Linked DNA regions of Mus musculus: region 1 is linked to region 2. A link is a loop called in an ENCODE intact Hi-C map of the cell type or tissue named here. Cell type or tissue: left cerebral cortex. All regions are shown on one strand. Links, peaks and the distances in the headings refer to the core of each region. The heading gives the core; the rest is flanking DNA. Region 1 has its middle 46 kb from the start of Esr1. Region 2 overlaps Syne1 (spectrin repeat containing, nuclear envelope 1).

Region 1 (5,379 bases), core at 108-5,107, 500 kb before region 2:
ATTTGGTGCTGAAGGTCTGGAGAATTCTTGAAGAGTGACTGATTTTTAGTTTCTGTTGGAAGGCTGAGGAAGCTGGGCTCAAAACCTCGAAAAGCATGGCGGTGCTGGTGCTGGTGATGGTGGCGGTGGCGGTGACGATGCTTATCAGAAAGGAGCAAAGTTAGAGTTTGCCCAAAACCTTGCCTTCACATGTCTTTAGACCTGGGGTACTGTAGGCGCTGCCCACACTGGAGAGGGGCTTCTCCCCTCAGCTACTCCTTCATGGAAATGTCTTTACGGACCTACCCAGAGGTTCTTAATTGATTTCAGATGCAATCAGGTTGGCAATCAATACCAAATTTAAAAGAATATACATAACTTGCCACCGCAATGTCAAATACTAAGAAGGGGCTAAAGAGAGCTTTTCTGTTGATTTTCTAGGACCAGCCAGGATGTCGTAGGCTGGTTGTACCATTTTCACATTACTCTGGTTATCTACATTTGTCTTTTCTTTATTGGATGCTTTGATTTTCGATGTGAGCAAATCAAAGGTGTTTTTTTTTTTTTTTCTCTCAGTCTTTTAGTGGTCAATGGATGGAAAGAGTGATAGGCAAATGTTCTATATCCTGAATGCTCTAGATGGTGATTGCTCAGGGAAGTCCAGGAGAGTCAGTGTGCACAGGCGCACACATGTGCACAGACCAGATAGGTTCTAGGAGGCAGCAAGGGTATTTAATGAATGAACCACTGAGCAGGCCAATGAGCCACTGTGGGAAGCAAGCCCTGGATACATTCTTTTCCTTACTATGGAGTTGTCTCAGAGAGATCAATGCTTGCTGTTTCCTTCCGGGTGGTAGATATTTATGAATTTAAAAGTAGCCACTGTTACTTGTTTTTCTTTTCAACCAGTGTCTTCTCACATGGTTGTGTTTTCAAGGAATGAGTGTGAAGAGGATGTGCAGTCGTGGTGGATAACACTTCTAAACGATATTGTTCAGTTTTGTCAAGACACATTTCAGGTGACTTAAAATCCACCCATGGAGTGTGCAAAAGGCCCAGAGCTGTGCAGCCACCATGAGACTCTAATTTACAGCATCTCTTTTTGTTTCTGTGGAGTCCTGGTTTGAATTTTTCTGTGAAATGGAGCAATACACTCTATGGCTTTTTAGTCTGTCTTGTTTTGCATACCATAATGTTTTATTCGTCGGGAAAGATCAGCCTTTGTTTTTTATTATCAAGTGAGAGCTAATGTATAAACAGATTCTGCAGTTTCCTTTGTTAATAAGTTTTTCGAGAATTTTGTACAATGGGTTTTGACTGTCGTCATTTCCCTGTCCCATCTTCTCCCAAATCTACATGCCCTTCTAGATCTGCACAGCTTCCTGTTCCTTTCCTCCCTCTCTCTCTCTCTCTCTCTCTCTCTCTCTCTCTCTCTCTCTCTCTCTCTCTCTTTCTGAACCATCAAGTCCAATTTGTGTTGCCCACATACTCTTAGGTGTGTGAGCACCCTCTGGGGCCACACACACTTAAAGAAAATGGACTCTCCCTCTCCCAGCAACTATCAATTGTGAATAGCTCCTCAGCCAAGGATGGGACTTTGTGCCCACGTCGCAAACCCCATGCTGGGTATGGGCTCCAGTTTGTGCAGGTCTGGTGCACACTGTAAGTTCAAGCACATGTGCAACTGTACTGCTGTGTCTGGAAAACCCACTGTTTCCTTGTAGTTACTCACTGTCTCTGGCTCTTACAAGCTTTATCCCCTCATCTTCCTCAATGATCGCTGAGCCATGGGAGGACCGGATGTAATGTAGGTGTCCTGTTTACGGCTGAACATTCCATAGTCTCTTATTCCCTGCACCTTGACCAGTCTGTGTTAACTGAGTCTACTGCAAACAGAAGCTTCTCTGGTGAGGGTTAAGAGAGGCCCTAAGCTATGGGGGTAATGAAAAGTCATTAGGAGATGCTTTAACACGGTGTCCATTTAGCAGAACAATAATAGAAGGTTCCTGGGGACTGAACTCTGAATGGGTGGCTTGGCTGCAAGCATCTTTAACTGCTGAGCCATCTTGTCAGCCCTTCTCTAGGGATTTTAAAGAAACTCCTATGGCTTTCTTTCAGAAACACCAAGGAGACATACTGGAATGAAGCCATTTCCTAGCTTTTCAATGACAATTTAAAATGACTAGGTATAATTTTCTCAGGCTTTCAAAAGTGGTTTGCCTTCAAGGTGAGAAACAATCCTCTGATTTTCCTGAAGTTGAGGCCTCTTTTTAATGCTGACCCTAAAATAAGACCTTTTCAGGCAGATTTTGTTTTGCTCTAAATGTGTAATTTCCCAAGAGACAAGATTTGAGAAGTCTGTGCCAATCAGGTTGGCTTTGTTCTGGAAATCAGGCCTAATTTTGTGGCTGTGATTAAAAGAAAAGAAGAAAACAAAAACAACAACACACTGTCTCAATGGGGGAAACAAAGGTGCGGTGCAGGGCATTTTCTTTGGCTTGGTAAACATTTGTTCTAAGAGCTGGGGGTTGATTTGAGGAGAAACCTGCAAAGCAAACCCAAGTAAGGAAAAGAATACAAAACCCAACCCACAGAAAACAGAAACCTGGGAAACTGCTTCCGTGGAGCTGCAGTGTAGACATGACTCAGAGACCCGATGTTTCACTGGCTTCTGCACTCGTACCAGACACTCAGGCCGGCATCTGGGAGACGACTTAGATATTTAAGTTGTTTTCTCGTTCAGCCTGAGTGGGCTCAAGCTCAGACAAGCATGCCTAAAATACGTGGTGTAGATTTCTTTAGGGAAAGGCTAGCTGTTAGGGATCCTGGGGGCTATGATATGTCACAGCCACGAAAGAGTGAATATATGCTCATTTGCATAATATTTACATATGTCTGGTCCTTAATTCTGGGGAAGGGAATGACACTGTTTGGGTGAAAAGTGGGGTCCATTTTAGTGATACCAGTTTTGGATTTTTCCCTCCCCACTTATTCTCAGTAACTTCTTTCTAATAGTTTAGTCATAGCACAACACATGTAGCTAAGAATCTTGGGAAATGAATGAGACCAATGAGGTTTCTAGAAAAGTATTGTCGAACCCTGAATGGTTCATGAAATCATTCCTGAGGAGTATTGTTCAAATGTAGTTTCTCTCTCTCTCTCTCTCTCTCTCTCTCTTCTTCTTCTTCTTCTGCTTCTTCTTCTTTTTTAAAGAAGCCAGCATATATGAATGAAGCTGCAAATTTAGGAACACCAAGACAAAAATCAACCAACCAACCAACCAACCAATCAAAAACACCAAAACACCCCAACAGAGAGTTGATATCCAAGCCAGGAGTCTTAACTAATAAAACTCGATCCAATTTAAAGTAAAACTTTACCCTTCTCAGAACAAGCATCCTACAGAAACACAGTTGTTGACACAGAGGTTCACAGTATTTTTCCAAAACTGCAGTGCACCAGCTGGTTGGTGCCCTGGCAAGAAGGTAACCAAGAATGGGCTAATGGCTTTTCATTTTGTAGGCAGCTCCACATCATACACAGTTTCAAACAGTATCTTGTAAGGGTCGACTACTTTACCCAAGCCACTCAGACGGAAATATGTCTGCAGTTTCTTCCAGTGACATCTTTAAGATTTTTCTCCCTATGTTTGAGCAATGGAATTGGCTCCCTATTTTGGTTGGCAAATTTTGTAGCTGTGGCTCTGGAAGAAGACAGCCAATAGCATTGTGTCCTTGGTGCTGGTGAAGGAGTCACGTAGCAACAGAGGCTTTTAGCGGCTATGGGGTTTGCTAAAAGCAGTCACTCCAATTAGCAGTGAGAGCCAGAACCTGATGTTGCTCAGAATTCTGTCCCTTTTAAGGCTGATTTTTAATGTAATTTATTTTTACTTTAAATAACAAAAAACTTCCTCATTCTCTGGGCGTTAAGAAAACTTAGTAAGGGTGCCTGGGAACATTCTGAGATTGATTATTGATACTGACTTAGAATGTAGGGGCTTGCTTGGGGAAAGATTCTTTCCAATGGCAGAATTTAGAAATGCTGTTTCCCTTTGATCACTTCCTGCTTTTGACTATGATCATTTTGATACTGCAGCTGTCTCCTTAGAAATTATAACACTGCTCCCGGCTCCCAACATGTGTGGGGTTTGCTGCCAGACTTGTCACGGGGATGATAAAAAATGATAGCCCCGAACTGCAAATATGTAGCAAAAGAGTATTCTTTTCAAGTTCTTCTTTCAAGGTGTCAAATCAATACAATGGAAAGAACTGCGGTATACTATTCAAGAGCCTCTGTCAGGCTGGCAAGATGGCTCAGCAGATAAAGAGCACTTGCTGAATAAGCCAAATGACAGGAGTCTGATGTCCAGAAACAGAGTAGATGGAAGGAGAGAAATGACTCCACAAATGCCCCTTTTGTCTCCACATGTGCACAGTGCCTACCCCCTCTCTTTCTCCCCTGCCCCCCCAACCAAATATGCTACCGTCAACACATAATACTTTTAAAACACTGTTTTCAGTATTTTTCTCCTTTAGACATTTGATACTCCCATTTCTATGTTTATTTACAATTAAAAAAAGTTCCTGAATGCTTTGGGGGTAGCACGCTGGCTTCCTTGTAGTTTTCTTTCTTTTAAGAAAAAACATTATTTATTTACTAATTTATTTATTTAACATGTACATGTGTGAGTGAGTGTACGTGTGTGTACCATGCTCATTCAGGACCCTGTGGAAACCTTAAGAGGGCATTAGATCCCCTGGAACTGGAGTTACAGCGGCTGTGAGTCTCCGTGTGGAGTGGAGCCCAGGTCCTCTTACAGAACAAGAGTAGTATTACTCTTCACCATTTGCTCATCAGAACTCTAGGATCCCCCTCCTGAGATATTACAGCCTCAAGTTTTTAATGCGCTCAGTCCACTAATATCATAGTCGGGGTGTGACTTCTTCAACTGTTGACCGTCTGTGACTCTCAGATTATGACCTCCCATTGTAAAGAATCCAAACCACATTGGTTTGTAGGGCTAACCATTGAGAACCAGACAATCCTTTTTATATAGAAAAGAGTTGCCGGGCAGTGGTGGTGCACGCCTTTAATCCCAGCACCTGGGAGGCAGTGGAAGGCATATTTCTGAGTTCAAGACCATCCTGGTCTACAAAGTGAGTTCTAGGACAGCCAGGGCTATACAGAGAAACCCTGTCTTGAAAAAAACCAAAACCAAAACCAAAACAAAAAACCAAAACCAAACCAAACCAAAACAAAAGAGTTGGGGAAAATTATGTAGATTGCAAGCTCTTCTCAAAATTGAGTTCTCTTGTCTGATTTCTAATGGGTCAACTTCCACCAGTTTGGGTGCATTGATGCTGCCAAAGGTGCTTGTTGACTTAGCATGAGATTATCTAG
Region 2 (5,379 bases), core at 149-5,148:
TGAGACTGTAACATATTTTCTTCCTACATCTAATCATGAACACAGGAATATTAAAAACACATTGAAAATGGCTAAGCATGAAATAAACTATAGTATGATCATAGACTAGGATCCTTTGATAATCAGCCTATAAATTGGTTCAAAATTGAAAATTGTTAGCCTAATGAGAACTTTTACCATAAAGAATATACAGGATATTCGGGCCACGCTGTAGAGGGACAGGAGATGAGGGGACAGATGGAAGATGTGCCTTGAGGAGGACGGCAAGAATCCCAGGTCCATTTAAGGACAGGAGGGACCCCAGGTCTATCTGAGGCTGGGAGCAGGCATGGGGTGGGGGTAGGGCGATGGTAGAACACTTGCCTAAGCATGCCTGGGCCCTGGGTTCCATCCCCAGCATGCAGAAAGCAGGAACAGGAAGCCAAGTGCCTATGACAGCGGTTAGTGCTGGAACTCAGGGTAACCTGGGCCACATCTCTCTGAGCCCCAGTTGTCATGACATTCACATGCTACACAGTTTTCAAAGTTAAATAGAACATACTTGATGCCTACAGCTCTATGTGATGAACGGCTACCATGTGGAGGTTAATGGTCTGCCTGTTGACATACATTGACCTTAAAAATTAATGTTGAAAAAATGCCTCTAATTGAATGTTGTTTAAAAACAAAACAAAACAAAACACACTTTCAATAGAAAAGAAAGGAGTTTGAAACTTCATATGAAATGAAATCTCTTTATTATATTTTCTTCTGCGTTGGTTACAATGGCCTCATCTCCAGTGTTTGCATGAAAATTCATATCGAGCCAAGGGAGTAGTTACCATTTGTATTCTTATACTTCACCAATGACACATATAAAAATAGCAGCGAGTTAGTTTTACATCAGAAATTCTCTTTTCATTTCTCATGGGGGAAAAAAATTTTTTTTAATGTCAATGAATTCCAAGCTGGTTTTCCTTCTTAGCCTTAGAAATAACCGGGAACTTGACAGAAGGTGTGAACTGGACTCAGTTACACTGAAGGGCGATTTTTCTTGACAGAAGGTGTGAACTGGACTCAGTTACACTGAAGGGCGATTTTTCTAAGGAGTTTGTATAACCATTGAAGAATTCCGAAGTGGTTCAAGATCTTGAACCACTCTTTTAAAGTTAATCTTCACAGAAAGCTACCATGCAAGACAGATTTCTTTTTACACGAGTTTAATATTTGAAAGAGCAACTAAAGCAACTTGTAGATGTTTATCTGTTGTCTGGGCTCTAGCCAACGCTGAAGGCCAAGGAGAAGGGAGCAAAAAACAACAGCAACATTTTTTTTTTCTTTTTAACCACAAGAAACTTGCACAAGATTCCCATAGCTCTTTTGTGGAACCGACTGTCTGCCAAGCAGACGGCACTCACTAGCTGTCTCCTTCTCAAAAGCAGAGATATAAATAAAGGGCTTGAGAAACTGTAGATGTGCGAATGCCTCAGAGCTGCTTAGTGGGTAGTGAGAGAAAAGACACGCTGCTCTACTAGCCTAGACGAGCGTCCCCTTCATTTGGGGCTTTGCTGCTGATGTATTTTAAAGACCTTATCACGGATCTTTCTAAACTTGGTGGACGGTAGCAATTATTTCAGCTTTCACAGATTTGGGGAGACCTAAATGTCAAAACTACGCATCCCATAATATCTGCAATATATCAACACTCAGAATCACGGAGTCAGTGTTGAGTAAACTACAAAAACACTTTAGTAGCCACATCTGTTATCTCCAGTGATCCATTTGAATACAATGTGTTGTTTCAATTCACAATGTTCCTCAGCTTCCACATGTAAGATTTCTGATACCATGTTGTAATTTTTTTCTTGATGCTAGTAGGTACTCCTGCCTTTTCAATTATTTGACATTATAAATAATATCTTATAACATCTTTCTAACATCTACTCTTTTTTATATTATTTTGCTGAAACAGGGTTTAGAATCAGGAAACAAAGCACAAGGAGAAAGAGCCAAGAGAAACAAGCAAAGACTGCACTCAGACACTCAGGTCTTTACTGACCCCTAGGAACAAAAGGTGCTTCCGAGCTGGGTGGTGCTGCACACACCTTTGATCCCAGCACTTGGGAAGCAGGGGCAGGTGGATCTCTGTGAATTTGAGGCCAGCCTCATCTATAGAGTGAGTTCTAGGGAAACCAGAGAATACCTGTCATGGCAAAAACAAATAAAAGGAAAGGGTTTTCTTTGTATCATTATCAAAACATTTTGTCTTGATGGTTGCTCCGTATTATCATAACTCTGTAGGTAAGCAAGCCAAGACACCCAAGGTCCGTGGTTCAAGTCACAGGCATACCCCACTGGCTGTAGCCCTGTTACCTTTCCAGCTTGCAAATAAAAACCTCCTGTTGAGAAGTCTAGTCGAATATTTCATCTTTCTGTATGTAAGACTTTCAAAGTGTCCATTCCAATCCTACTCCCCAGGATAAAAAACTTTATATGTAGGGATTATAGGAAGAAAGCTGTTTGGAAGTCTACCACTTAGCCTGCATATACATCCTTTTTATTATTATTTTTACTTCTTAAGAATATTCTGCAGGAGTTCTCAAGAGGAAAACACTCTGATTAGGTATAGTCATCAGTTGGAAATATCACAGATGTGATTTGATAACACATTTGACTCAGAAAATGATATGTGTGCTGGGCCTCCAGGAAGGCAAACTCATTAGTCATTATCAGCAGCCATTTTTCTATCTGCACAGCAAAATGCTTGGCAGTGCAGAGACATTTAATATCCTAAAGTGAATGGGGGGGGGGGGGGGGCGGTGTCAGTGCCTTGTGTGGAAAGTAACTATGGAGCAAGGTGTTCCGTTTTTTTCAAATGACAGAGAAACACGAGAAAAGGAAGTTGCAATTTCAAAACATACCCAAGGCCACCTGAACCTTCTGCGGTGGAATGTTGGGTTAGAATCTCCTCTCCACGGCTAGCTACTGAGCGGAGGAGGCTCTTCTGCTCGGCCAGCTCCTGTTCGAACTCCTGCACAAACGCAAACGTTATGGTCACTTCAGAGAGCAGTTGATGGTGGCTGTCACCGTCACTGCTTCCTTTCCTCAGAACGTAAGGAGGGCTCTAATAACTGTAAATCTGAGCACAGTTTAGGCAAATACTCTTGTTCTGATTAAATATACTGAAAAAGCAACAGGAACAGAAAATTTTTGCTGGACAACAGCGCCCTCATGTGGTGAAATATATTCTTTCCTTTCAAAGTCAAAGCTGTCTCAGACTAGCCAGGACAGACTCCTTACAAACATCAGTTCAGGACAGTTAAACTTGATTATCAGCCAATCTGAGTTGCGTGCACTCACAGTAAGTGAGTTTACACTTTGACATGAGAAGGTACTTATGTATTCCTTTTACACTGAGTTAGTTTCCTTAAAAAAATTAATCGACTGAAATCATTTGTATCACATCCATTTACAATTGGGTCTTGTGAGGAGTCTACTAGAAAATAGGAAACACATTTCATTTCTTTGGGGAGAAAAATGCATTTCAGAGCTTTGCCCATTCTCAGAAGCCTTGCTGGGGCTTTTGTGTTATAGTAAAATAGAAGCAAACATTGCATCAAAGAACTACTCAAGACCCATATCCATGCTGGGATGTGGATCCCAGGCCTGGCCTGGGTTCCGTTCCCAGCATTGAAACCAGAACAAAACAAAACTCATGTCAACAAAACCTACGGTCACAGAAACACTGCCCGCAAGCTCTGCTCATGGCAGAGATGCCCACAGGAAGGTGGAAAAGGCTTTACTTTTTGCTGCTGGAGGCTGCTCTGCCGCTGGTGGGTCCTTGTGGTGCGGGCTTGTGCCAGCCATTCCTGCACGCCGGGGCTCTGGGTGTCTGTGAAGTCAACATCGTTCTCCTCTTTCTCTTGTGTGACTCCCTGCTTTGAACAAGATAAGACAGGAATCAGGGGCCACACTGAAAAGTTGTTTCTCTGCCGATGAAATGAGCCAATTCAAGCCAAATAGATTATATGAAGTGTAGGTTTATTGGGAGGCTGCTCTGGGGCGGGCGAGTTCTCTGGCCCCAAGGAAGGAGGAGAGGGAAGTTGCCATTGAAAGGGAGACAGAGGAGATGATGGTAAAGGAGAGAAAAAGTGTGGGTGTCAGAGGGAGGAGGAGAGAGAGAGGGAGAGAGACTGAACAAGGAGACAAAGAATGCTGGATTATACAGTGGAATGGTGCCCAGCCCCAGGGCTGGAAAGTTTAGGGTTGGGGGAGGGGGAGGAGTATGTCAGGTAGGGACTGAAGGATGCTGGGAGAACCTGGAGGCCAGGTTTGCTTTGGTACCTACACTATGCACCTCAGTCCCTTGTCCTAGGGTTGAAACCACTCACAGGAAAACCTCACCTCACTGGAAAGACAACTCCTTTGGTGTAGTTGGGATAATGACTTCATCACCATCATTGCACTCCATTAAAAAAGTGATGGTGACACAAGACTTTGAGACTTTTAGGAACAAGAGTAAGCAGGTGATTATGTCCAGGGTTATTTCTAAGGAAGCCCATTTTTCCAGAGTAGTCTTCAAGTATTATTCTAAATTTTTTCCACATAAATATAAAACTCAACCCTTTTATGAACATATTAAAATCACACAAAGGTAAAATGCTACCCAGATAATCATTACATGTCAAACTTTGTTGTCCCTCCTCTAAAAGCTTCGCCCGGCCAACATTTCTCTCATGTTATCTATCCAAAATGGGCACAGTAGCAAGTCCTTGCTTCTTAAACAGTTTTTGTTTTTTTGTTTTGTTGTTTTTGTTTTTTGTTTTTTTTTTAAAGGTTATCAACCAAAGAGATCAACACCTTTGAGAAACAGTAAATCCACGGTTGGGTTCACATTCTAGAATTCAAGAAGAGCAAGACATGAAGGTTAATGCTGGCTGTGGACTTTGGCTGGGTACAGGGCACATGGGAGAATAGGAAGGCATAACTGCTCCTTGTGTCTGTTAGGTCTTGAGGGCTCTGCCAAAATCCACAGTATTAATCTACCCATGGATTAAAAATCGGGGTGGACAACTGAAAAGAGGTGGAACAAGGAGAAAAGCAGCCCACCGGGAAAGGGTCATTAGTGGCATTTGAAGGGTACTTTTTCTTTCCTTGCCTGAGTTTTAAAGCTTTGCCTTGCCCTTAAGCCATGATATCTTTGCCTTGCCACTATCATTAGTAAGTGTGTCATTGAGTCAAACTTCTGAAAACACAAAGCAAAAAAACCAAGTCTCTCATTCCCTAAAGTTGTCTCCATCAGTCATTTTGTCACAAGGCGGCAGAGCTTAATAACTTGCAGCAAGGGCTTCCAAGATGGCTGAACATCCTTGGCTTCCCCACCCCCACCCGCCCCAGCCT

The links. A loop is a pair of places that touch in the nucleus more often than their neighbours do. Peaks named below come from ENCODE experiments on the same cell type or tissue, not always from the same donor. Only the 100,000 strongest peaks of a DNase experiment are listed, where the experiment ranks them.
Region 1: a loop joins it to region 2, with 2.4 times the contacts of the local background. A loop is called at or near these places in 7 of 42 quality-filtered maps.

The regions. Positions count from the first base shown.
Region 1 is chr10:4,661,847-4,667,225 of GRCm38, forward strand. It overlaps a transcript of Esr1 not described here. Among named protein-coding and RNA genes, the nearest start is that of Esr1, 46 kb to the right of the region's middle. In left cerebral cortex, for the core only: no CTCF peak of the experiment used is centred there; DNase peaks (open chromatin) are centred at 2,679 and 3,700.
Region 2 is chr10:5,158,552-5,163,930 of GRCm38, forward strand. It overlaps Syne1 (spectrin repeat containing, nuclear envelope 1), which reads right to left. Exons shown (of 146, transcript NM_001347711.1): 98 at 3,783-3,917; 99 at 2,901-3,010. Among named protein-coding and RNA genes, the nearest start is that of Gm51757, 170 kb to the right of the region's middle. In left cerebral cortex, for the core only: a CTCF peak has its summit at 3,210 (motif pointing left); DNase peaks (open chromatin) are centred at 1,427 and 3,208.